2 separate regions of the Homo sapiens genome follow, and region 1 is linked to region 2. A link is a loop called in an ENCODE intact Hi-C map of the cell type or tissue named here. Cell type or tissue: dorsolateral prefrontal cortex. All regions are shown on one strand. Each heading gives the region's core, and the rest is flanking DNA. Links, peaks and the distances in the headings are about the cores only. Region 1 overlaps NEDD4L (NEDD4 like E3 ubiquitin protein ligase). Region 2 overlaps ALPK2 (alpha kinase 2).

Region 1 (11,802 bases), core at 2,181-10,180, 170 kb before region 2:
ACGTGATAGAAGTAGCAGCTGAGAGAGGAAAGGCGAATGTTTCTGCCTTACAAGGGCATTGTGTTATTTTTTTAAATGCTTTGTGTGAGCAAATAGCATAAATAGTCTATAAAGTAAAGTGACTTTACTTTATTTACTTTATTTAAAGCTATTTAAAGCTAGCATAAGCTTCCTGCTGTGTGGAAATTATGGCTGTTTCCATATGTTAAATACCAAGTAAGCTTTGAAGATGTGTTGTGAAGGAAGGTGATAGCAAGTAATTTACTCTTACTCACTCAGGGGAGCTGTTAAGGAAGAAAGTCGCAAGGTTCCAAAGGACTGGAAGTGAAAGTGATATTCTTAAAATATCTTGTTTGTTTCTTTTTAAAACTCTGAAGCTCCAGGGTGCCACGGGAGGGGCCTGCCCAGGGCTTCTGCGTGAGAACTACTCCATGAGCCATCAGAAACCTGACTGCTCTTCTCAGGTCACGTTGGGAGGATGTGACTATTTCACCTTTTGTGAGCAAAGACCTCGCATCCTTCTACGTTGGGAGGTCTTCTGTGTATGTTCTTCAGACTGAAGCTGCGATCCTCTCACACTTTTAGACAGTGTTGGTTGATGGGCCAGCTCTTTTATGGACGTCTCCAGCCACCCTTTCCCTAATGTAAAAACCACATCTTGGCCAGGGGAAATTATTTTCTGAGAGGCAAATATTCTAATATTTGGTAAGAGGCAAAAGTGACATGTTTAAAAACCTTGCTCTGACAAGCTCTTTTTTGAGTGAGTGAGCAGCACCTGGTCTTGAAAGGTTGAGTAGGGCTCCCAGAAAATAGAAAAAGGTTCCTCCTCCGAGGCCAAGTCAGTATAAAGAATAGTTTAGCTTTGGATTCTGAGTGGAGGCAGGGTCAGTGAGCCTTCAAAGAAGGAAGCGGTGCAGAGGCACAGGGCAGGAATAGAAGCCAGCCGATTGCAGAGGGTAGAGCCGTGAACGCCCAGAGAGGACCGAGTGCCCCTAGTTACTCGTGTGCCCAGAGGGTAACTTGCAGTGGCGTGCTTCACCTCCATACTTCAAACTGACTAGCTGTTCACAGCCAACTATAGTCAGAGAGATGGACCACAAAGAAAACAAAAGGAGAGGCGTGAAGGTATATTCTTTATTCATGTGGCAGTAGAACCCAAGTTGCGTGTTCTGAATGCACGTGGCTTTTGAATCCAGGATTTCAGGTGCTTTCGTGTGTATGTTTGGTCGTGTGTATAGGATGCTCATGGGGAAATTACAGTGGCATTCTGTTTGTGTGATAGCACACAGGTATGAGTGTGGAGAGGGCGGGAGCATATGCGTGTATTTTGTGGATCGAATTATGGATGCTGTGTTCTTGATTAGTATATGACCATTGTCAAGGTGGATTATTAACAGTCTGTAGATTCAAAATTTGTCAAAACCACCAAGCTTTAGATAAAAGGAAATAGACCAGGCACAGTGGCTCATGCCTGTAACCCCAGCACTTTTGGAGGCCGAGGCAGGAGGATCGCTTGAGTCCAGGAGTTAAAGACCAGCCTTGGCAACATGGCAAGACCCTGTCTCTATAGAGAAACTTAAAGATTAACCCAGCATGGTGGCACATGCCTGTTGCCTCAACTGTTTAGAAGGCTGAGGTGGGAGGATCGCTTGAGCATGGGAGGTCATTACTACGCTGAGCCGTGGTTGTACCACTGCGCTCCAGCCTTGGAGACAGAGCAAGCTCTCCTTTTGCTTTTACATTCAGAGACCAAGAGCAAACTTAGCTGTAACTGTACCATCATTGACTTTTCAACTGCCGTTTTCACATTTGTCTGTTAAATTCAGTGCATCGTTGTCTAAAAATTCATATGATATTTGATAACTTGAATCTATTAATTATTTAGCGATAAAGAGAACTCTGAGATCTGTATTAACAGAGTGAGATTTCTGGCAGGTGTCTGCCTGTTGCACCTTCCTCTTGACTTGTCAGCTCTGTCTCCCCTTCCCCTGGAGCCCTCAGTAACCCACCTTTGCCCAGCCACAAAATCTCTTCGTCCCTGGGAAAGGCAGTGGGGCAGAGAGAGCTATTTTAAAACATTAAGTTTTCCTAAATCCCAGTCATGTGCCACTTAAGACAACCATGGCTGACTCTGGAATTTAAATTTTCCTAGATGAGGCATTTTCAGGGTGGTGGTATTATTTGATGCCCTGCCTGTACTTGGAGGTAGCTCAGCTGACCAACATCCTTTTACCCCTTTTGTGTTTATGGCTGATGGCTGGTAGCAGGTAGCAGGCTGATGGTTCCCTCTCATGAGTGCAGAATTCAAAATCATGGAGTTTGGAGGGACTTCAGAGACACTGATTCACTCCCAGTATTTTCCAGGTGAAAAAGCCTGGGCCCAGAGAGGGAGGGGACTTGCCCAGCAATAAGCAGGTCATTGGTGGTGCTGGATCTGACCCTGGCTCTCCAGCATCATTGTGAGCCTGTGATGTGGTCAAGGGTGTGGGCATGGGGTGGATTCGCCCAAGGCTTAGGTGCTTGCAGTGGTTGCATACAAGTTTCGAGTCTAGGGACCCAGCAGGGCCCTCTCCTTCCATTTGCCTGCAGAATCCTTTATCTCACTCTATTCCATAGTGAATGCACCTAGGCTGAAAGCAACTACTCTCTTTCAAGATGAAAGTACTGAGTATCCAGATTTTCTTCTGAATGCTTTTACCCTGGAACGGGGGCAGCATTGTGGCTATTGTGGCTAATAGCACTGTTTGCAGCAGTGTGTTTAAGATGGCTTTCCACCAGGAGCACCCTCAAAGCCATCCTGGGAGGCTCCACTCAGCTCTGCTCCAGGGAACAGGATCAGATTGGAACCTGGATGAATGCCAAGAAGAATCTTGTAGTTATCTATAAGATCATCTTCTAATTCAGGCTAGAGAATTTCAATGAACGTGAACTTTGATTTTAATGCCCTACCTGTTACTGCTTGGCATTGAGTTGGCAGTACTGACAAATGATATGAACGTGTAGAATTGGCCAATGAACATGGCTAGTGTTTGTTGAGTGTGCCAGGTGCCCTTGAGAACTTTATAGAAACCAACTCAGTTGATTGGTTTGATCCTCACAACAGCCCTGTAAGTTATGGTTACTGCCCCATTTTATAGATGAGGACACTGAGGCCAAGAGAGATAAGGAACTTGCCCTTAGCCACTTGGCTCTGTAAGTAACAAAGCCAGGATGCAAACCTAGGAGATCTGCCTTTTGACCTGTGTGATATCAGTCATTTAAGCTGCATAGGGTATGGACAGACTCAGGTTCAGAGTCCCTCTAAGCTCCGTGGTTTTCCCTCTTCACTCTCTTGCATGTTCTCTGCTGCTCCTAGATTGCTCATGCCCACTGGTGATCCTGTAGGCTTTGTCATACTGTTTGATTTCCTATGTTTAAACTGTCCTTTCTCCCTGTTCTCTACCTCTCAAAGCCTTCCCATCACCCTGTATTGTATTGAACTCCACATCCAAAACCATTTTGATTTCCAAGTCAGAGTCCGTCTGTTCCCTGTACCCCAAGTCTCACAGAATGTAACCTCTCTGTGTCAGTGAATTTGTTCTGCCTTAGCTTCTAGTGGATTGTTGACATGATGGCTCTTCCCTTGTAATTGTAACCATAAGGACTGCTATACCATGTTGTATCCACATGTCGTTGACATAATATTGCTCTCAAATTATTTGTTGGTTGGCAGGGCATGGTGGCTTATACCTGTAATCCCAGCACTTTGGGAGGCCAAGGCAGGAGGACGTCTTGAGCTCAGGAGTTTGAGACCAGCCTGGGCAACATAGGAAGACCCCCATGTCTATAAAAAATAAAAATATTAGCCAGGCATAGTGGCACACACCTGTGGTCCCAGCTACTTGGGAGGCTGAGGTGGGAGGATCACTTGAGCCCAGGAAGTTGAGGCTGCAGTGAGCTATGATTGTGCCCCTATACTCCAGCCTGGACAGCAGAAGACCCTGTCTCTAAATTAAATAAATAAATGTTGGTTTAATAAATGAAAAAAGGAAGGAAAACCAGCAATAGTTTTCTTAATAAATTATCCATTTATTTCCTTATATATATTTACAAACCTTTTGGTAGAAAATATTTTCAAAATGTATGTTTATTACTGCCTCATAAGAACAGTCTAGAAAATATAATTTACTTCATTCAATGATAGTGAATTTTGAGAGCCTCCATAGTTTACTACAGATCAGATGAATTGAGTGCTTACGTGAGTACCTACTTGGTGCCAGGCAATGTTCTTGGCACCGGTGATCCAATGGTGAGCAAATTCAAGTCTCTGTTCTCATGGGCTTACATTCTGGAAGTGATGGATAATAAACTAGTATGTCAACAAATGAACAGGTACTTTCAGAAAGTGATATGAGGAAGATACAGCAGGACGATAGGATGGGGGGTGATAAGGGTGGCTGATGGTGGGAACTCTAAAGGATGAGACCTGGGATCTCACACTTGGATGGCAAAGTGGAAACAGCCATGCCATCCAGAGTCAGCTGTCCAGCAGAGGGACCTGCCTGTGCATGGGCCCTACTGCAGTACATATAATCTGCATCCATGGCAGATGAGGACAGGATGGTTGGGAGTACAAGGAAGGAAGAGAGAGACTGGTTCCCAATGAGGTTAAAGTTGATTCAAGGCCAGATTATAGTTGGTCTTCTAAGTCATAGGAAAGAATTTTCAGTTTATTATGAGAGGAGTAGGAACCCATTGAGAGTTTAAAGCAGAGAATGACATAAACAGATAACATTTCAAATAGCAGTGCATACGTACATACATGTGTGTGCATGCACGCGCACACAAACCTGATACAGTAAATCACTGGACTGGTTTATCTCTTGCTATAAAAGTATTTGAAATTGTGTTTAATTGAAGGGTCTAGGTATTTGAGGTTTTACTGAATATATAGTATTTAAAGATTAATGAAATAGTCACACTTATTTATCCAATTTCCTGCTTTGGTAGGAACTTCACAATGAACTTCACACAATCAAATGAACACTGATTTCTTTAAAAATGAACAAATACTCCACTTGTACTCATAGCTTCATGAACTGAACCTCAGCAGAAGGTTGATCGGTGCTGCTTCCTGGGGTGATCTCTGTGCAGGAGATAGTCTTTCAATTCTCTTAGGCTGATGTTGTGAGATTTTAATACAAAAAACAAAGTTTCCCTCAAAGATTAAATCTTGTATATTCTTCTGTTTACTCCACCCATATGTGTCTCGAGTCACAGGCATATAGCAAGGCACTGGTGACCGCTGGTTCTCCGAAGTGAATCAGCTCTGTGAGACTGAGGCCACACCCTGCAGTTAGAAATTTTACTTGGCAATGACAGCTGTAATTTTGTCATTTGTCTGTGGCTGGGGCTGGCTCCTAAAACCCGGTGTGGATAGTGACATCTAGTGGATCTCTAGTAGATCAGTTCCGTGGACTGTCAGGTACCAAGTGAAGAAACACATTCAGCGGTGCCACATTCTAAAATTCAAAATATATTCTCTGTAATCCAGTTGCCTGTATCTAAAACATGAAATTATTAGGAATATTAAAATTTAATTTACTGTTTTTTCCCCACAGACAGAAGATCCAACCATGGAGCGACCCTATACATTTAAGGACTTTCTCCTCAGACCAAGAAGGTGAGGCTTGTGGGTATGGGTGGGTGGGGATGCCTGCCCTGCATGCTGTAGGTATAGGTGGGGATGCCTGCCCTGCGTGCTGTGGATATGGGTGGGTGGGGATGTCTGCCTTGCTTGCTGTGGTGTGGGTGGGTGGGGATGCCTGCCCTGCATGCTGTGGGGATGCCTGCCCTGCGTGCTGTGGGTATAGGTGGGGATGCCTGCCTTGCGTGCTGTGGATATGGGTGGGTGGGGATGCCTGCCTTGCATGCTGTGGGTGTAGGTGGGGATGCCTGCCTTGCGTGCTGTGGATATGGGTGGGTGGGGAGGCCTGCCTTGCATGCTGTGGGTATAGGTGGGGATGCCTGCCTTGCGTGCTGTGGATATGGGTGGGTGGGGATGCCTGCCCTGCGTGCCGTGGGTGTGGGTGGGTGGGGATGCCTGCCCTGCATGCTGTGGGTATGGGTGGGTGGGGATGCCTGCCCTGCGTGCCGTGGGTGTGGGTGGGTGGGGATGCCTGCCCTGCGTGCTGTGGGTATAGGTGGGGATGCCTGCCCTGTGTGCTGTGGGTATGGGTGGGTGGGGATGCCTGCCCTGTGTGCTGTGGGTATGGGTGGGTGGGGATGCCTGCCCTGTGTGCTGTGGGTATGGGTGGGTGGGGATGCCTGCCCTGCGTGCTGTGGTGGTTGGCTTTTGCTGAAGACGATTTTAAGTGTCCTTTGAAGTCACAACCCTTCTAACCAATTTTCTTCCATTATGTGTGCAGTCATAAGTCTCGAGTTAAGGGATTTTTGCGATTGAAAATGGCCTATATGCCAAAAAATGGAGGTCAAGATGAAGAAAACAGTGACCAGAGGGATGACATGGAGGTACGTGGAGGGCGTCAGGCCTCTCTCCTTGCCTTGAGATCATATTCATGTTTTGCTTTCAAACTTTATAATTGAAGGAAATAAAAGTTTAGAAAGCTTAAATATAAAAAAAAGTACATATGTCCGCAAATTGGTCATTGATAGTCTACCAGTGCAGTTATTTGTTTTGGTTAAAGATGAACTTTTTATGTTACAACACCAATCCTCGGAGAGATTTCTCTTTAGACAATGCCATGCCTATTCCCCAATTTTAGCCCCACAGCTCTGTGAAAGTCTCCTCACACATTGAATCCTATTATTGCTATGGACTTGCAACTCTTTGTAAATTCTTTTTAGCCATTGAGGTCGCTTCAAAGTGGGTGGAGGAATTTAGAAAATCACTTTTTTTTCAAGTTTCTTACTCATTTGGCCACAGGTGACAGCCTGCAGTAGAAAAACCCTCCTCTAGAAATGCCATTCTGCAACGAGCTGACCAGAGGAATGTCCCTTTTTTCCTTCCTGACAGAGCCGCCTGTATTTACCTTGTCACAGACTGATGCTGTGGGTCCTATCGTACCTTTTCAGCACACACCTCGGCCAGTGCTGTTTTGTTAGGCAAATTCTCATATTCTCAAAGTGTCCATTAAACGAGACCTCTCTAGGGCTTATTCTCACATCTGTTTGCAGCTGTTGCATATATGTGATATGTGAATAATGTGTGTGGAGAAGTTACCCGAACACTCCTCCGCCTGAGAGATCATATTTCCAGGCATTATTTCATTTACAAGCCTTCATCTCTCTATATACATGAAGAGGAATAATGTGGGTGATAGAAATTTATGAATGTTAACATTTCATAAGCATGTCAACAGATTTTCATCTCAAATCCAAGGAATTTTTTACACTCTTCTTGCCTTCCAACCGCAGTAACCAGTGAATTACTTAATTTTCCAGTGATTTTAGCAGAGGATGTTAGGAAGGGAATACGTAATGCCTAAAATACGTGCTGTAAAAATGGAACTCGAATTTTGGTACCATGAAACCCGTTGGTGTGGACACAGCCAGTGTAGAGGGCCTGAGTAGAAGGCAGCAGCTTCCAGACTCCTGGCTCCTGCGGTTGTTTGGGATGCAAAGAGGAGGCTTCTCTCTCAAAGCCCACCTCCCTGGGGAGCAACAGGACTCTGGGCCTCTGGTCCCCTGTGCCATGAGTTCTGTTAGAACACAGGTGCAGCGCAGCTCATCTTCCCTGCTCCCTTTACCTCATAGAGGTGTTGAAAAGATGGCAGCTGTACTGTGACGCACATCATTGGCAGGGCTTTGTACAGCCTTGGAGGCCCTCCAGTCAAAATAACAAACATGACGTATGGAAAGAGTATGATGTGACTTAAGTAGTGTCACCGACTGTGCAGATCCAAATTGTGTTGTCCTGCAATGTAGTCATCTTAGAGGGCAGCACAATTAATTGGCCATTACTCAGAAGATTTTTGAGGCCTTTCTAGAATTGATATATATATATTTTTTTGGCCTTCATTTGGGAATTTACTCAAATGTGGCCCCGAAGCCATGGCTAGAGCCAGAGAGCCCCAGAGCAAGGAGAAGGGCATGCAGGGCATGCTGTGATGACCTCTTACTCACAGCCGAAGAACCAACCTCATAATCGTCCCTTTAACTTTATTCCGCAGCATGGATGGGAAGTTGTTGACTCAAATGACTCGGCTTCTCAGCACCAAGAGGAACTTCCTCCTCCTCCTCTGCCTCCCGGGTGGGAAGAAAAAGTGGACAATTTAGGCCGAACTTACTATGTCAACCACAACAACCGGACCACTCAGTGGCACAGACCAAGCCTGATGTGAGTACCGTGTGATGGTCAGGAACACGTGCACGTGCACTGCACAGCTAGGGACAAATATGGCGGCCCTTTGGGACAAGGCTGGGAAATAAATCATATGTCTATAAGAGCAGATGGTGGTGTGGTACGAGATTCCTCTCCATTTACGTAAAGCATGCAAGAGCAGTCAGAACTTGTATATTGTAAGCGATTGCCTTTGAGTCACATGCTGCTGTTTTCAATATGAGCTGATTTATTTTCTATGTCTTCTTTTATGTCGATTCCTGAAATACAAAGCAGAGGTTGTTTTTCTTAGACTTATTTTACATTTGTTGATTATATTGTTTTCTTCTTCACCTTTCTCTCCCAACTGACCCAGAACAGAACCGGCAAGCAAATTGGCTTTGCAATTTTCTGTTTTCTCTAAGTTTTTGGATGTTTACTCTCTTCAATGCATTGATTTGGAAACCTCAAAAATTTTTTTTTCTTTAAGGAAATTTGAGCCCCTTAATATAATCAGAAACACATGGGAGAGTTGCAAAATCAGAATTAGTAATTACTGTGTATTTTAATCCCTCACCAGCCTCAGGGATGCAGTAAACCAATTCCTGTTTTGTTCCCTCAGCAATTTGTGGTTTGATTGATAGCAAATAAACACTGGTTAAAACTCATGGACTTTAAAAATGGTTTTGTAGCAGCTTGTTTTTAAATCATTTTATACAGCAAGATCTAAGTCTATTGATAATACATCGAAGGGCAAAAAGAAAGTCTTAAGGAAAAGGAATTTTATCCTAGAAATTATGAGCTGCCTAGCAGCCAAGACAAGGAGGAAATTATCAATGAACTATACAACTTTCAGTATGTAATAAAAGCAAGTCTACTGGGTAGTATAATTTTCTTGTCTACTCGAACTCTGAAAGAAAGTGGCTAATGATACATTTTAGACAACAAGCAGTATGAGGTATCATGTTCTTAAAAACCTTTTATCTTTAGAAATTGTAAAGATACTCCACATATGACTGTGGGTGGGGAGGGTGGCCAAGTTTTCTGGTCTAGGTTTTGTTTAATTTAGAGATAAAGCTTGCAGAATCTGGAACAACGAATAGCCTGTCTTCTCTGAGCCCCCAGGTGGGTTCTCGTGAATGTCAGCTGTTCGTGATCAGCTTTAGACTACCCAGCACGGGCATTAGCTCAGGACAGCAAAATGGTCTCAGGACAGCAAAAATATCAGATCAGCTGGGTAATGCTGAACTATCTTTTGTTAAAGTTTTTTCCCATGGAAATAGCTTGGTTGATTCTTTTTGTTTTTTATATTATTGCTTACTATTTCCTTTTGATTAATGCCCATAGCTATTAGAATTATTGTAATCCATTGTAGCTATTTGTAGTAAAAATGAATTTGGACCCACCTTGGGCTTGGTTACATGTAGTGACTAGAAGAATCTTGGTAGCAATATCCTAAGCAAAGCACCATTACCTACCTTTGCTCAACAGCATGAGAAAGGAGTACTGAAAAGGTAGATCCTCATGCGACCTCTGCAGAAAAGTGGCCAGGAGCAACTCACAAAGGAAAAAATCCTGATAGCTAATATGTATATGGAAAAATATTCAACTTCATAAATAAGGATCATGCAGATTAGAGTTTGTATTTTGGGGACAAATAGGGATAATTGCTACTTTCTCTGCCTCACAGAGTTGTGAAACTAACGAGGGAATTCTTGAGAAAACACTTCATACATTTTAAAATATATACTATTTTTTTGATGGCTCCACAGGTGTAGACATGTCCCCACACTCATCAAGAGGTGTACGTTAAACATGAACAGCTTTTTAATGTGTTGATTAGACCTCAATAAAGTGATTTAAAAGAGAAACCATCTTTGGTGGCAGTGTCCCAGAAACTAAAACAAAAGGTATAACTTGCTGGCTCTTCACTAGTCTAGAGCAACAAGGGAAAAATGCAGTTCTTTTTCTGTTGTTGTTTGAGACAGAGTCTCACTCTGTCACCCACAGTGGCACCATCTCGGCTCACTGCAACCTCCGCCTCCCAGGTTCAAGCGATTCTCCTGCCTTGGCCTCCTGAGTAGCTGGGATTACAGGCGCCCGCCGCCATGCCCAGCTAATGTTTGTATTTTTGTGAAGATGGGGTTTCACTGGCTTGGTCAAGCTGGTTTCAAACTCCTGACCTCAGGTGATCCGCCCACCTCAGCCTCCCAAAGTGCTAGGATTACAGGTATGACCCACCACGCCCGGCTGAAAAATGCAGTTCTTAATCCAAGTTCGGGCTCACATGTAGTTTTGGGAGAAGGCAGAGGCATAACTGCCCCATCAAGGAGGCAGCAATGCCAAAGGGAGAGGCTGAGCCAGGAAGGACACAGCAGAACTTGGCAGAACCTGAGGAGCGCCTCCTTCCAATGGGCATAACTTCTAGAAGGCAAGAGGAAAGTTAGTTAAGGAAAAAGAGTTTCCACCACAACCTCTGCTAGCAGGCCCTTTATTGGGATACAGTATAAGTTCATTTCAGAATGTGTGAGAAAACTTTAAAATTTGTGTTTTAGAAAGAGTCTATAATGAGTGTTCTTGATAAGTACTATATTTCAGTTAGTCTGAAATGACGATTTCAACTTTTGAGATACTGACTTGTGACATAATTTTTGTTAATGGGATATGTTATCTTATTGAAAGTATCTGTGAGAGTTTTCCCTGAAAAAATTTTTGGCATTTAAACTTGTACACTAAAAGCCTCTGACTAGTATTTCCCCCAAAGTATGATTGCCTATAATTTACTGCAAAAAAAAAAGTTTTCTTTTTTCTTTTTTTTTTTGTTTTGTTTTGTTTTGAGATGGAGTCTCACTCTGCTGCCCTGGCTAGAGTACAGTGACATGATCTCTCAGCTCACTGCAACCTCTGCCTCCTGGGCTCAAGTGATTCTCCTGCCTCAGCCTCCTGAGTAGCTGGGACTACAGGCACGCATCACCACACTCGGCTAATTTTTGTGTTTTTAGTAGAGGCGGGGTTTTGCCATGTTGGCCAGGTACGTCTTGAGCTCCTGACCTCAAGTGATCCGCCCGCCTTGGCCTCCCAAAGTGCTGGGATTACAGGCATGAGCCACCATGCCCAGCCCAAAAAAGTCTTCCAAATTGAATCAAAACTTTTAGATCCTGAATTGAGAACATCACATGACAAAAAATAGGGTATGATGTTTTGGTGTTCTTCAGACCCCGGCTGACTTGAGAGGTTATCTCCTGATGTTATTAGGATTTTTAAAGTAGGGTAAAGGAGGTAAATGCAGTGTCACGATTTTGAGATTCTGTTAAAATGAGCTAGAAAGCAGCTGAAAAAAATTCATGTTGGATCAGGTGTACTTTCCTCCAGATGACAGCTTTGAATTTGTCCCTTTTGTAGTCTTTGGTCAAATTGCTGGTGACCAGAAGTAGCTGCCTTGTCATTGCTGGACTTCTAGAAGGATTGGGACTGCCCAGCTG
Region 2 (13,108 bases), core at 2,500-10,499:
AACATCCTTTGTGTTCTTAGATTGATTATCCCAGATTCATTCAAAGGACATGAATTCAATAACATCAAGCTCTCCTCTACCCAAGCAATGGGAAGTGCAGGTTTCCCTGCTAGTGACCCACCTTACATGCGACATGTGCCACCCGCTGCCTTGAGGGTTGAATCTGGAGCTGTAGGCCATCTCTCCAACAGGATCACCATTGCAGAAACTCGCTATCCTTTTCATGTTGGATAGATATAGGGGGTTGAGTAGCATCCTTGCCCACCCCATCCCCAAAGTCACGTCCTTCCCAGAACCTCAGAATGTGACCTTATTTGGAAATCACATCATTACAGATGGAATTTCTTAAATAAGGTCACACTGGAGCAGGGGAGGCCCTCAATCCACTGTTACTGGTGTCTCATAAGAAGATGACAAAAGACAGAGACACACAGGGGGAATATCATGTGATGTTGGAGACATAAGTTAAAGAGATGCGTCTATCAGTCAAGGAACTCCAAGGATTGCCAGCAAACCCGGAAGCCAGAGGAGAGGCATGGAACAGACCCTCCCTCAGAGCCTGCAGAAGGAGCCAACCCTGCCAACCCCTTGATTTCAGTCTTCCAGCCCCCAGAACTGTGAGACAATCAATTTCTATCACTGTGAGGCTCTTGGTTTGTGGTCATTTGTTATGGCAGCCCTAGGAATCTAACATAATGGAATAAAGAATCTTGTATTTGAGATCTTTTTCAAATATTTTCATTTTTAAAAATCTTAACTCTATAGAATTTTACTAAATGGGTCTTTTTGTCCTTAACCTCTAATTAGTATAATTTTTTAGCCTATCTCTTTATGTGAATCTATCCATCCTCTCTCACAATGTCCAGAATTGGAACACTAAATGTACTCCACTGAACAGCATTCAGACCAGGCGCACTGGCTCACGCCTGTAATCCCAGCACTTTGGGAGGCTGAAACAGGAGGTTAGCTGGAGCCCAGGAATACAAGACCAGCCTGGGCAACATAACGAGACCCTATCTCTACAAAACAAAAACAAAAACAAAAAATATGAATAGCATTCAATATATAGTCTTTTCTCAACTATATTCCCCCTGGATGAGAGTGGTCCCTGCGAATGACCTCGAGACCCTGTTAAAATGCTGATTTGGATTCAGTAGGTCTGGAGTGGGGGTGGAATTTTCTGCATTTCTACCAGGCTCTGGGGGGTATTGATGTCACTGGTCCAGGGACCCCCTCTCCTTTGAGCAACAAGGAGATAAACTACTCAAAAGTGGTGATCTACACTCATCTCTATTTGACTTTGGAAATGCCTTTATATTTAAACTGGAACACAAGTATATCTTATGTTTATGAAGTTAGAGGCAAACAATCTAATAAAGTCACACTGAAACATCCCACCTGGAGAGGAGCTATGGAGGCTGTTTCCACAGTCCTGCCCTCACTCAACAAAGATTTATTCAAGATTTGCTATGTGTTAGAAACTGTGCCAGGCTGATGTCTTGCTTAAGAACGATTCCTCTCTCCTCTCATCCTAATAATGAATGGCATAGCCTTTCAGACTCACACAGAAATCACCAACTGATAGCAGCAGGGTGACTGCTTTCTCTCTGGGATCCGCTCACAACCGTGCTGGACAATGTATTGGCTCCAAACACACCTGGAGAGCAGGGGTGGAGGAAAGTCACAGAAATTTCCAGCCCCGGCTGAGTTAGAGAAACCAAGGTTCTTGGCTGGCTTAATAAAGGAAATGGAGACAGGCAAGGCAAACCCACTGAAAAGTTTTCCTGCACTTTGGTAACCCATTAGATGCCAACCAGAAGCTACATTGAACAGCTTGAGCTTGAGATCCTTTCTGAAGAAGTTTTAACGCATAGGGAAAGGCTACAAGGACAAGGAATTCGAGGTCAGGATGGGGGTGAAGAATTGAAACAAAGCCATGGTCTGGTGTGTGATGTGTGTGTGTAAAATAAAGCCAGGCTGGACTTAGGCTCCGGTAGAACGGATTGTCACCTGCATGGAAAGGGAGGGACATGGGGAGCCTTCCACCTGGAAACAGCAAGAGATTCCCGGAGTGCCACTCATACCCTTCATTTTTCATGTGTACTCATTGATTTCTTCATTGATCAGGTATCAGCTGTGTGCCAGACACTGTAGGGGAACTAAAAGGAATTAATTAATAAGCGGAGCGGCACTTTCCCAAAAGCGGCCATCTTGGAGCAAGCTGTCACATCTCAGCGGGAGGAAGTTCTGTGGAAACGCGGAGGGTGCCATTTTCACACTGCCGAGCAGATTCCTACAAGAGTTCCTACAGGAAAGATGGTTTGGGGTTTATCTGGCAGAGGGAACAACATGGTAAGGTTCAGAGGCACGTTGTGAGCCAGAGCAGGTGTTCTGAGGGGAGATGCCGTCGGAGGATGTGTGAAAATGTTTCAAAGCCGTGCCGTGCCATTTCTCCTGTGGCATGCTGGTTTCCAAAATACGTTCTCATGAGCAACAGTCCCACAAGAGTCTTTGAAATTCTGTGATGTAAATGCTGTGAGAAATGCTATCTGATATCTCTCCTAGGCTTGGTATGGTAGGTAGCTCACGCCTGTAATCCCAGCACTTTGAGAGTCCAGGGTGAGAGGACTGCTTGAACCCAGCAGTTTGAGACTAGCCTGGGCAACATAGTGAGACCCCACCCCTACAAAAAAAAATTAAAAATAGCTGGGTGTGGTGGTGCATGCCTGTAGTTCCAGTTTCTTGGGAGGCTGAGGCAGGAGGATTACATGAGCCCAGGAGTTCGAGGCAGCAGTGAGCCATGATCAGGACTCTACATTCCAGCCTGGACAACAGAGAAAGGCCCTATCTCAAAACAGTCATAATAATAATAATATCTTTCCTTGTCCCTAGGACATTCAAAATACACATCAGCTCTTTAAAGACCATATGAAGTCTCACACTAAAGAAGTCTCCTGGCCGGGCATGGTGGCTTATGTCTGTAATCCCAGCACTTTGGGAGCTGTAATCCCAGCACTTTGGGAGGCCGAGGCTGGTGGATCATGAGGTCAGGATATTGAGACCATCCTGGCCCCGTCTCTACTAAAAATACAAAAATTAGCTGGGTGTGGTACCGTGTGCCTGTAGTCTTAGCTACTCAGGAGGCTGAGGCAGGAGAATCGCTTGAATGAGGTTGCAGTGAGCCAGGATTGTGCCACTGCACTCCACCCTTGGTGACAGAGTGAGAGTCCGTCTCAAAAAAAAAAGAAAGAAAAAAAGAAACTTCCTAAACTTATTCAACCTAGGGTTTCCCAAAATTACTTGACAACAGAAATCTTGTTTCACATAATTACTTTGAAAAGCACTTTTAAAAATTCATGGAGCTTTTGAGGGCGGGGACGTGGTAGTGTAACCAGATCTGTGTTTTCTAGAGAAGTTGTCCCCCTTGAGGATGTCTACAAGGTGACCTTCTCTTGGGGCAGGTAACCTTCAGCAACTTATCTGAACAAATGCCATCTGAGCCACCACTGCCCCTCCCTGGGCCAGTCAGGGGAGCCTCCAGGCAATTCGCCCCTGCTTTCCGCCTGGTCCAGGTGGTGCAGGTCAGATCTTGTCATGGCCAAGCAACTGCTTGGATGGCCCCATCTCCCTCTGAACAAAGTCCAGCCCCTCCCCTTGGTTCCTGGCACTCTCTGCCTTTCTTGCCCAGTGCTATGGCCCCTCCCTCAGGCCTCAGTTGAAGCCACAGTCCCAGCTACCCCCAACAGAAACCAAGCCCTGGCTCTATGTTCCCTCATAGCCTCCCTGGCTGGAGAAAAAAAAAAAAGAATACAAAAAGTTCCCTCTTTCTGCAGAAAAATGTGAGAGGAGGGCAGAGGTGCCCCACCTTCAATGAGTCTGGTCTCTGCGTCTGCTGGCAACATATTCTAGAATCCCTGTACATTTGCACAGTTTCTACTCTCATTGCTTTTGATGGCACCCTCAACCAGGAGGTTCTGTGAGACAGGAGTCCCGAAGAAGAGAGCTCAGAGAAGAGCCCAGGGGAGGGGGAGAAGCACTCATCTACTATGGGTCCGTTTTTGAGGTCGCATGAGTCCCATCCCCATGAATATGCAGGAAGCACACAGTCCATTCGTTAGTATCTGAAATGGAAACGAATTGAAGACAAAGAACCGAGGAGGGGGCGTTGTAGGTAGACACCCACCAGATAAGCAGCCTGAGATTCGCCCACTGTCCTAAGCCCCAGAGCTCTGATCCCCAAAGGGCTGTGCTGGTTTTATCTGCAAATGGGAGTGAAACCACCTTTGCAGAAATTATAACTGAGAAAATTGTGACAGTGAAAGAGATCTGACTGAACTGACTCCGTCTTGCTTCTCACCTCCAAGCTCTCCTTGTTCTTTCCTGGGCAGAGGCCAAACTAACTTGGGGAGGAACTTAGTTTATAGTTTGACTTTGAAACAAAGACGGTAACAGCCCTTTCCCAAAACAAACTCCCTTCTTGCCTGGGAACTAGACTGCCTTTGCAGGACTAACAAATTAGCCAAAAGATTAGAAATTATGGTTTAGGAGTCATGCAGCTGGAGGCTACAAGGTTCTAAACTTCCCCAGTTTCTCCTAGGGATGACATCACAATTGTAAAACCTAAGCCTGGTGCTTGAGATGTTTTTCAGACCCTGCCCTCGATGGATCAACTGGCGCCTCCCAGATCAATAAACTGGCTCATTTAGTCTTGTGGCCCCCACCCAGGAACTGACTCAGCACAAGAGGACAGCTTTGACTCCCTACGATTTCGTCTCCCACCTGACCAATCAGCACTACCCCCACTTCCCGACCCCCAATCCCCAAATTTTCAGGGAGACTGATTTGAGTAGTAATAAAACTTCAGTCTTCCATACAGCTGGCCCTATGTGAATTAAACTCTTTCTCTGTTGCAGTTCCCATCTTGATAAATCGGCCATGTCCTGTCTAGGCATACAGGCAAGGAGAACTTGTGGGGCGGTTACAGGAGCCTCTGCAGGGCCACAGGGCAGGTAATTGAGGTGAGGGAGAAGCGCGTCAGCATTCCCACTAGGTACAGGCTTTTTGAGAATTCACCATTCAGAGGAGCAGCTGGGCTGACGCCCTGGGTGGCAGTGAGGGTGGATAGAGGCAAAGCCACATTTCCAGTGTGCTCCAAGTTGCACAGCGAGGGCTGCAGGGCCTTCCGTATTGACAAACTCTGAATCCTCACGAGGGGTGCTCACCACTCTGGAACATCACTCCGCCGTTAGTCCCTCATTGTTTTCCCACAGGCTCCTTCCCCTCTGCCTTCAAACAGGCAAGGTCTCTTTAGACACACACACACACACAACACACAGAGGCAGACACAAAAAGACACAGACACAGATATACACACAGACACACATGCACACACATACACAGGGACACAGACACAGAAACAAAGACAAAGACACGCACACAGACATATATACGCGCACACACACACGCACACATTCCCCACACCTCCTTTTCTGGCTACCTTCTAGACTTTTCCTTGTCTTTAGTCGACAAACTTGTTTAGTTGCTGGCATCTTGGCAGCACATTCCCTCTCTGATCTGTCATGAGGCTCCCACCTGGTGACACTACATTGGCTTAGACCTTCCTGAAGGCAGTGATAACCTTTTTCTTGTCTATTCTGGTCTTCACCCCATGCTGTCCACTCAGGCTCTGTCACCCCAACCCTCTCAGCCATCCCTGTACCTGCCTCGTGCTTCTGTCTCCTACTGGCCACCAGTCTGTCCTGCAGGGGTGATCTCGAATCTACCAGACTTCTCTAGACGTTCTCTCTGTTCAGATTCATCTCTGAAGCTGGATGACAAGCGATGCAGCACCTGTCCCTGAGTCCTCAGGTCCTGGGGAATGGACTGGGCAGAGGGACAACTAGGGAATAGGGTCAGGAGTGGGAGGAACCCATGGATCCCAATTCCAGACATTTCAACAGAACTGTCCTTTGTAAGACTTCTGGGTAGAGGCCAGGATACTGCTGTGCTAGTCCCTCCATGGAGGGGGCATGTCCTGGCTGGCTCTGTTGGGCCTGGGAGACTCCCCCATACACTGAGAGCACTGCTATAGTAGGGTCTGCCTTGCCAAAAACTGCGAAAATCACCACTGTTCCCTTCAGACTTCCCTCCAGCCTCCAAACTTCCTTAATGGCAAAGACTGGCCACATAAATCAGCCAGCGGGCCAGCCAGCCCTACTACAGAATGGGCTGACCGGATGAAGATGGGATGCAGGTGGCCTTCCAGGACAGATGACCCTGTGGCAGGCGGGGACAGGAGCTATCTGGGGCATAAAATTGCCTTTCTCAAGCTGACAGGCCTGTGAGATTGGTCCGCTGATGCCTGGCATTGGGGACTCAGCTGAAATGTTTGGTGTTCTATAGTGACATGGCCCTGCTATGAGACACTTTAAAGGCATCAGGAATTCTGTTCCAATGTCCCTTTGTTTCCTCTCCTGGCAGACTCATGCATTGCTTTAAATAGTCTGCCTGGAGTCACCACTCATGCACATAAGCCTATTCTCGGGGCGTGTTTCTTCGGATTAGATTGTTTCTTCCCACCTCCAAGTTTGTTTTGGCGCTTCCTCTCCAGGTACGGTGGTGGCTCGGCCTTGTGACTGGGCAAAGCATCCCAGGTGGCTGCCGTCCCCTCCATCTGCTTGTGGGCATTGAAGGCAGAGCCTTTCTTTTGGAACTCAGCTTGGCCGAGTGTGGGAGTCTATTTTGATCTTTTCTCCTGTTCATGGCCAGGACCAGAGCTAGGCACGCAGACCCCAATGGAGCCTGCTTTCTCAAGGCAACTGTCCTCCTGCTACATGAATGAATCATCCAGGCTTCTGTCCAGGGTCTCGGGAATTTGGCTTCCATGTCAGGGACGCTTGACACAAGCCACACATCCTTAAGCCTCGTCGTTCCTTCCTCCGAGGGTAGAAAGATGCAAGGCTGGCTGGCAGCCACTGCGAGGGGTGTCCTTTACGGCTGTCCATATTAATCTTATTTTGGTCTAATGCTTACTGCCAGGGAAGAAATCTGCTAATGGTACTTTTCTTTGTTTTATTTCAATCTGGCAACAGGAAATTGGCTTTTTAGGGGAGACTACAAAGGGCAAAGTATTGGTTCTGGTGCCCTCTGGTGGTTGAACTGCAATCTCGTCGCCTCCCCGGGAACTCCCCGACTGGCTGGAGAGAAGCATGAGTTTGCAGTTCGGCTCCACTGCACGCATGGCTTTAGATCGGTCTGGAGTTGGTTAGGTTACGTTTCCAAATCTCCAGTTATAAAATTAGGCCTTTTTTCCTTGTGTAATTTCCAATTAGAAATTTGTTCAACGGGTTAGTATCTTGGGTCTATCTAGAAAATGGATTACTGGATGTCAAAACAATCTTACTTGCCATACTTTGTAACCTGAAATTTTTGTACTCAACATTTGCCAAAAGATTGAGGTGGCTGAGGCACAGGGGATGTGTTTCCAGACATAATTATATCTCTGGCTCCCAAGAGAAATATGACATACTCCTGTTAAAAGGAACATACAATGAAGTAAAGTTGAATTAAAATGAGTAAGTCATGACAATTCTCTATTTTATTTTATGAGATTAGAGTAATTACTCCTGAAATAGGATCATAGCCTTTGACTTCATTGAACAAGACAGCAAAACAGGTTGCATGACTGGGGTGTCAGCAGCCAAATATATGGTCCTGATTGAGACATATGGGAATTTTTTTTTTTAAATGACACACGGAGCACTGCTTCTTATGGTGGTGCTGTTCCCCCAGCTGAACCCTGCCAGGTACCAGCCCCCCCATAGAACTTGCGACTCTCCCTTTGCATCATGAATGAACTAAGCTCACTCACAGTTGCTTGCTAAGAATCAAGAGAACTTGCTCGATCAACCCTTATTCCTCCATCTTCTCTCCTGCTGTCTGCAGTCTGCGATGCTCGCCTTCCTTTCTTCCCCAGCTCATTTGCCTCCCACCTGGACTTTCCTGTCTGCAGAGTGCCCTTGAACTTGAGCCCTTTCCAAGTCTGTCCTCATGAGTTATCTCCCTTTTGCAGCTTTGACATTCACTGGAGAACTTTTTCAATTGTGCCTCGCCTCCCAGCATTGAGGATCTGCCGTTCACTTTGGGGTGCTGACTTCAAGCAGGAAAGACTTCTTGACTCCTGCCAGCAAGCAGGCTGCCCCATGCCCCATGCCCCATGCCCCATGCCTCCTCACCTGTGAAGTGAGGAGGTCGGGCTTGATCACTGGTTTCCACTCCAGAGGGGTTCCCAGGAGCCTCTAAAGAGGTCTCTCAACCACCTCTTATGCTCTGTTTGGAGAAGTTTTACCTTTTCATCAGTTTTTCAAACTGTGATTGTAAGATATATTTCTTTTGGGAAAAAGACTGTGGCTTAAAAAGGTAACGTTTAAAGAAAAGTTTTTAAAAAACAAAAGACAAGAAGATCTAATATCCCTGCCAAAGCTCTCAAACACTTCAGAATCTCCTCCTCTCCCAGCTCCTGCTCCCTGGCCTCTCCTTGGGTGGGAAGGCAATGAGTAAGTAATACTTTATAGACAGCATTCTGCACTGGGCTCCAGCCGTCAGTGCTTCTAATGGGTCTTGGGCAGCTGTCCCGGGCCAGATAAGTCACATTAAAGCTGAGAACAAAACCAAAGGATTGGATTTCTTTTTAAATCAGGAGGGGAAAAAATGTACCACTTGAAGCTCCCAGTCGGTCTGGGTTCCTGGAAGCTGTTGACTTGAATTTAAAAGATGTCTTCAATAATCATGACCATCTTCATTTTTGAAACTTCTTGGGCAGGTTTCTTCTTTGTTTTGGTAGAGAGTTGTTCTAAATAACAGCACGAAATTTGCCTACTCTGGTGTCAGGCTAAGACATGAGGAGCGAAGGGAAACTAATATTTATCTAGCTCACTTCCAGTTTCAGGGGCTAGGTGTAGATTAACTGGGGGAATACTCAGGGCAAGCCGGAGTGTCCCCATGCTGTACATCACTGACTTTAAGAACTTAGTCACATGCCCACAGTCACACAGCTGGTATGACGAGAAGCCAGGATTCAAACTAGGGCTGGCGGATGCTTGCATCTGCAAGGTTCTGCAGAACACATGGAGCCTGGAAAGGAAGGCTCCGTTTGGAAAATCCTTCTGGGGTCCAGAAGCCTCCATAAATAGGGCACCATATAATTTATCTTCTAAATGGGTACACTTGTTCAGGATCAATGCTAAAGCGTATGGGATGTGAGGACATCAGGCATAAAATGGTACCATCATGGGGAAACTGCAATAGACGTTCATCCCCCTCATCAGGTAGGCTAGGCAAATTCCTACGATGCCAAGAAGCGAGGCTACTATCAGGAGAAATGGAAGCAGCAGCATCAGGGTATGAACTGGGTCTCGCTCTAAATCCCTCGTTCCTTCCTCCCCACTACATCATAATCCCTCCTAATGCGCTGTCTTCACAAGCCCAAGAACATACCCAATTCCCTGAAGTGTATGCCAGCCAGGTCTCTGGTGAGCACAGGGGAGAAGCCTGGAGACAGTTCCAACATAAAACTTCATCATCACTGAGCCATCCCAGGGAAAAGGTCCAAACCGCATTCTGGTTCTAAAACCCAACTGGAAGCTTTGTGCAATCGGCGAGAACTTCATGAATCAGACTTACTGACCTGGAGGTTAAAAGAAAGAGCGATCCCCTTCCTACTTTTTCAGATTCCTCTACTTCTCTCTGTCCTTTATTGAAGCTGAAAATTAGCATATTTGTTGGATCGTGGCTGACACTGATGGTCTGAAGTAACCAGAAAGCTCCCACGGATAAGTTGTTCTCAGCCTTGGGAAAGGAAGCTGGATTCATCCCACCACTTTATTTTCTGTGTTTCTGATGCTTTGACATCTTGTGCCTTACTGGCCCTGGAGAGACTTTACTCCTCTCAGGGCTGCCATATTCCTAGAGAGAGTAAATGATCACCTTCCAGAGAGCCTTTCATATATATGCAAACCAACCAATCCAGAGCCACACCCCTAATACCCCCTCTGTGGTCTCTCATACTGGGGCCACTGTCCACCTGCCCTAATCACCCCAGTGCAGGTACCAGACACTAGGGCCAGCCCTATGTCCCAGAGACTGCTGGAAAATGTCAAATTAGCCAATCCTAGGACTGTTTATCCTCCCTCACCTATTCCTTCCCGAATAAACCATAATATTCTTGCCTGCATTTTCCCCTCACTTCCTCTGCCTCCCAACTGGCCCTGCTGCTTCTTAGATGGCCCCTGGTGGCCTGGTGCCCCCTCTTGGCAGCTGCAAGTAACAAACTAGCTTTTCAATGGCAACTATCTCCTGATCTGTTGACCTTACGATACCTCATACTAATAAAACCTACATTTTGAAATAGAAGCCATCCCCTCCAAAAGTCATGAGCTCTCTTTTCCTCCCCCTTACAGATGGTCTTAGTACGTAGGAAGAGCAGGAGTGGGCAAAGGCGATGGTGGTTCCAACACAGAATTGCATCTTCACCAAGAACAACAAATGGCTGGCTTTCTCCTCAGTGGCAGTCAAGTAAAGAAGTGGGAAGGGGCAGCTTGTTAAAAAGATGCCCCAGTAAAATGTGATCATAGCATCATCTGTGTGTGCCTCACACTAAGCAAAGCACCACTCTGTATTAGAAAAATAAAGCCATCATCAAAAACAGGTAACTAATCACAGCTCTGCCAGAGACATTGCCTCCTATGATTATCATCATGGGGGTCTGTGAGCTGCCTAAAATACTTTTTGGAGAAAAATTAATTTAAAATATACAAATTGAATTCACTGCATTCAATTGCAAAAAAAATTTTTTTTCAAAGAAGCTTTTAATAGTGAAGATATTAAATGTAAAAGAACGGAATATTCCCAGTTAAAAGGCATCCAAGTAATGCCAGCATTTTCTCCCCGTGGTACTCCTATTGGTTATTAATCTTGAAATGTGTTTGCAAGAGTTCTCATTTGTTTCAAAGTTAAGAAACAAATGTGCTCCCCTGTGAGAACAAAGTCCATAAATATTTTATGTAAGTGAGAGAAATGAATTCATTCCAAGAACATTCGTCATCCACAGTTAGGACAAGAAATTCACTTTGCCCACCTCAGCCTGACAGTGTCTGCCTGGAAGGTGTCTGTAAGCCCAGTGTTAATTGATGCACACTCCATTTTTTCCTACTCACCCTTTAGCCAGCGTTGCTATGCCAACGTCAGTTAGCTTCATTCCTACACCTACAGGAAGAGAAAGCAAAGATGGGAGTTTGTGTTACTCAGGGCCCCTCAGGAAGTTGGGCCATCTAGCCCCAGGGAAGGGGTAATGACAGCTCATCCTCCTTCTCCTTCCTGCATAAACACTCGAGGCCTCTTTCATATACGCATCCAGCTTTAGGCAGGGACCATGGGGAAGGTGGCAGTTAGGGGGAATCAAGTCTCATGTGAGCAGACAACCCAAGCCCTCTCGGCTCTGGAAATGAAGTCCTCTGCCTGCCTGGCCCACCCACCCCATGACAAGGAGGGAGCTGGCCACTCTGTGAGAAAATCTGAGGCCTGATGCTTGTCCCGTAAGCAATCTCCCCAGAAATACGGTGACTTTGGCTTAGGTCTGGCTCCCCGTTCTTCAATGAAAGTGGAAACCCTTACATGATGGAAAGAAAAGTAGGCACGGCCTGGGATAGTCAATGCCAATAGCAAGAGGGTTTGATATGGTTTGGCCATGTCCCCACCCAAATCTCATCTTGAATGTAGCTCCCATAATTCCCATGTGTGGTGAGAGGGACCCAGTGGGAGATAATTGAATCATGGGGGCAGTTTCCCCCATACTGTTCTCATGGTAGTGAATAAGTCTCAGGAGATTTGATGATTTCATAAGGGGCTTCTCCTTTTCCCTTGGCTCTCATTCTGTCTGTGGCCTGCTGCCATGTAAGACGTGCCTTCCGCCTTCCACCATGATTGTGAGGCCTCCCCAGCCACATGGGACTATGAGTCCATTAGCCTCTTTTTCTTTGTAAATTACCCAGTCTTGGGTATGTCTTTATCGGCAGTGTGAAAATGGACTAACACAGGGCTCAAGGGGCATGTGTTTAGTTCAAAGCCAAACTTCAGACATATGATTTCTCATTTCCATAAAGATCGTTTTTCAATTCAGGACTGAAGGTTTTCTGGGTGGTCAGTGTTAGACCCCGGGAAACAATCCTGAGTTCTATGTAGACACTGAACCAATGGCCTGGCGAAGCAGACATTTGGAACACGTGGTCCTTGGACTCATCCTAACTGCTACCCACTAAACCATGGTGGGGATAGGTGGGGGATATCAAAACCAAAACAGTAGAACAGCTACCTGAGCTTCCCACTCTGGTTCAGCAAAAAGCAATAGGCACCCATTGCAAGCATATGGAACCCTTTTTTGCATGTGCCTTTCCAGCAGGAGGGGTAGGGAGGGTAGCTAGGGAGCCAGGGAGGCAAAGGGAATAGACTATCCCACTGTTTTCCACTGTGAGGGAGGATAAGAGCTGCCATCCCCTTCTGTAGTGGAAAGAGCCACCCTCTCTCACTCTACCCCCAGTCTCAGCCTGCATCCTGAACCTCTCTCAGGTCTAGTGGAAAGTAAAGCACTTCCCTGATGCCCAGAGTGTGGATTCCCTCTTGACCTTTCCAGAATCTGCATGCCCTGACCACGCACCAATTCCATTCCTGTCTCCTTAGGGTGAGGGTTATGGGCACTTGCTCCAACGCAGTGGACCTCTGCCAGGACCTTACCCGTGCAATCTAGTGATGACATTTTATCCCATGGCCCATAGTGCCACCCCACCAGTGTGTCTGCACCTGCTAGATGCCTGGGTCCTGCCTCCTGTGCTCTTGCCCCTGCCTCTTGGGCTCCATGGGCCGGGCTGTGAGCACTGGCATTCCCCACCTCCAGCACGTGACTTGCCCATGGAGGGCCCTGGCAGCCTAGAAACCAGTTTGGGCTGTGGAAAGAAAAAAACTCAGCATCCCCCTAAAGCCAGCCATGAGGATCAGATCTGCTGGCCACCTACTTCCGTGGTTCCCCACCCAAGTGGAGTGCTGTTTCTGAGGCCCA

Evidence for each region. Peaks named below come from ENCODE experiments on the same cell type or tissue, not always from the same donor. Only the 100,000 strongest peaks of a DNase experiment are listed, where the experiment ranks them.
Region 1: it touches region 2 in a loop (2.6-fold over the local background); 13 of 110 quality-filtered maps call a loop at or near these places.

Annotation. Positions count from the first base shown.
Region 1 is chr18:58,316,825-58,328,626 of GRCh38, forward strand. It overlaps NEDD4L (NEDD4 like E3 ubiquitin protein ligase), which reads left to right. Exons shown (of 31, transcript NM_001144967.3): 7 at 5,601-5,662; 8 at 6,408-6,510; 9 at 8,172-8,338. Among named protein-coding and RNA genes, the nearest start is that of MIR122HG, 120 kb to the right of the region's middle. In dorsolateral prefrontal cortex, for the core only: a CTCF peak has its summit at 5,411 (motif pointing left); a DNase peak (open chromatin) is centred at 5,357; H3K4me3 peaks cover 451 bases.
Region 2 is chr18:58,486,836-58,499,943 of GRCh38, forward strand. ALPK2 (alpha kinase 2) reads right to left here. Exons shown (of 13, transcript NM_052947.4): 12 at 11,214-11,262. Among named protein-coding and RNA genes, the nearest start is that of MIR3591, 42 kb to the left of the region's middle. RefSeq lists enhancers at 6,356-6,857, 6,858-7,357 and a silencer at 7,134-7,183. In dorsolateral prefrontal cortex, for the core only: CTCF peaks have their summits at 7,142 (motif pointing left) and 7,344; a DNase peak (open chromatin) is centred at 7,186; H3K4me3 peaks cover 651 bases; H3K27ac peaks cover 1,568 bases; H3K27me3 peaks cover 696 bases.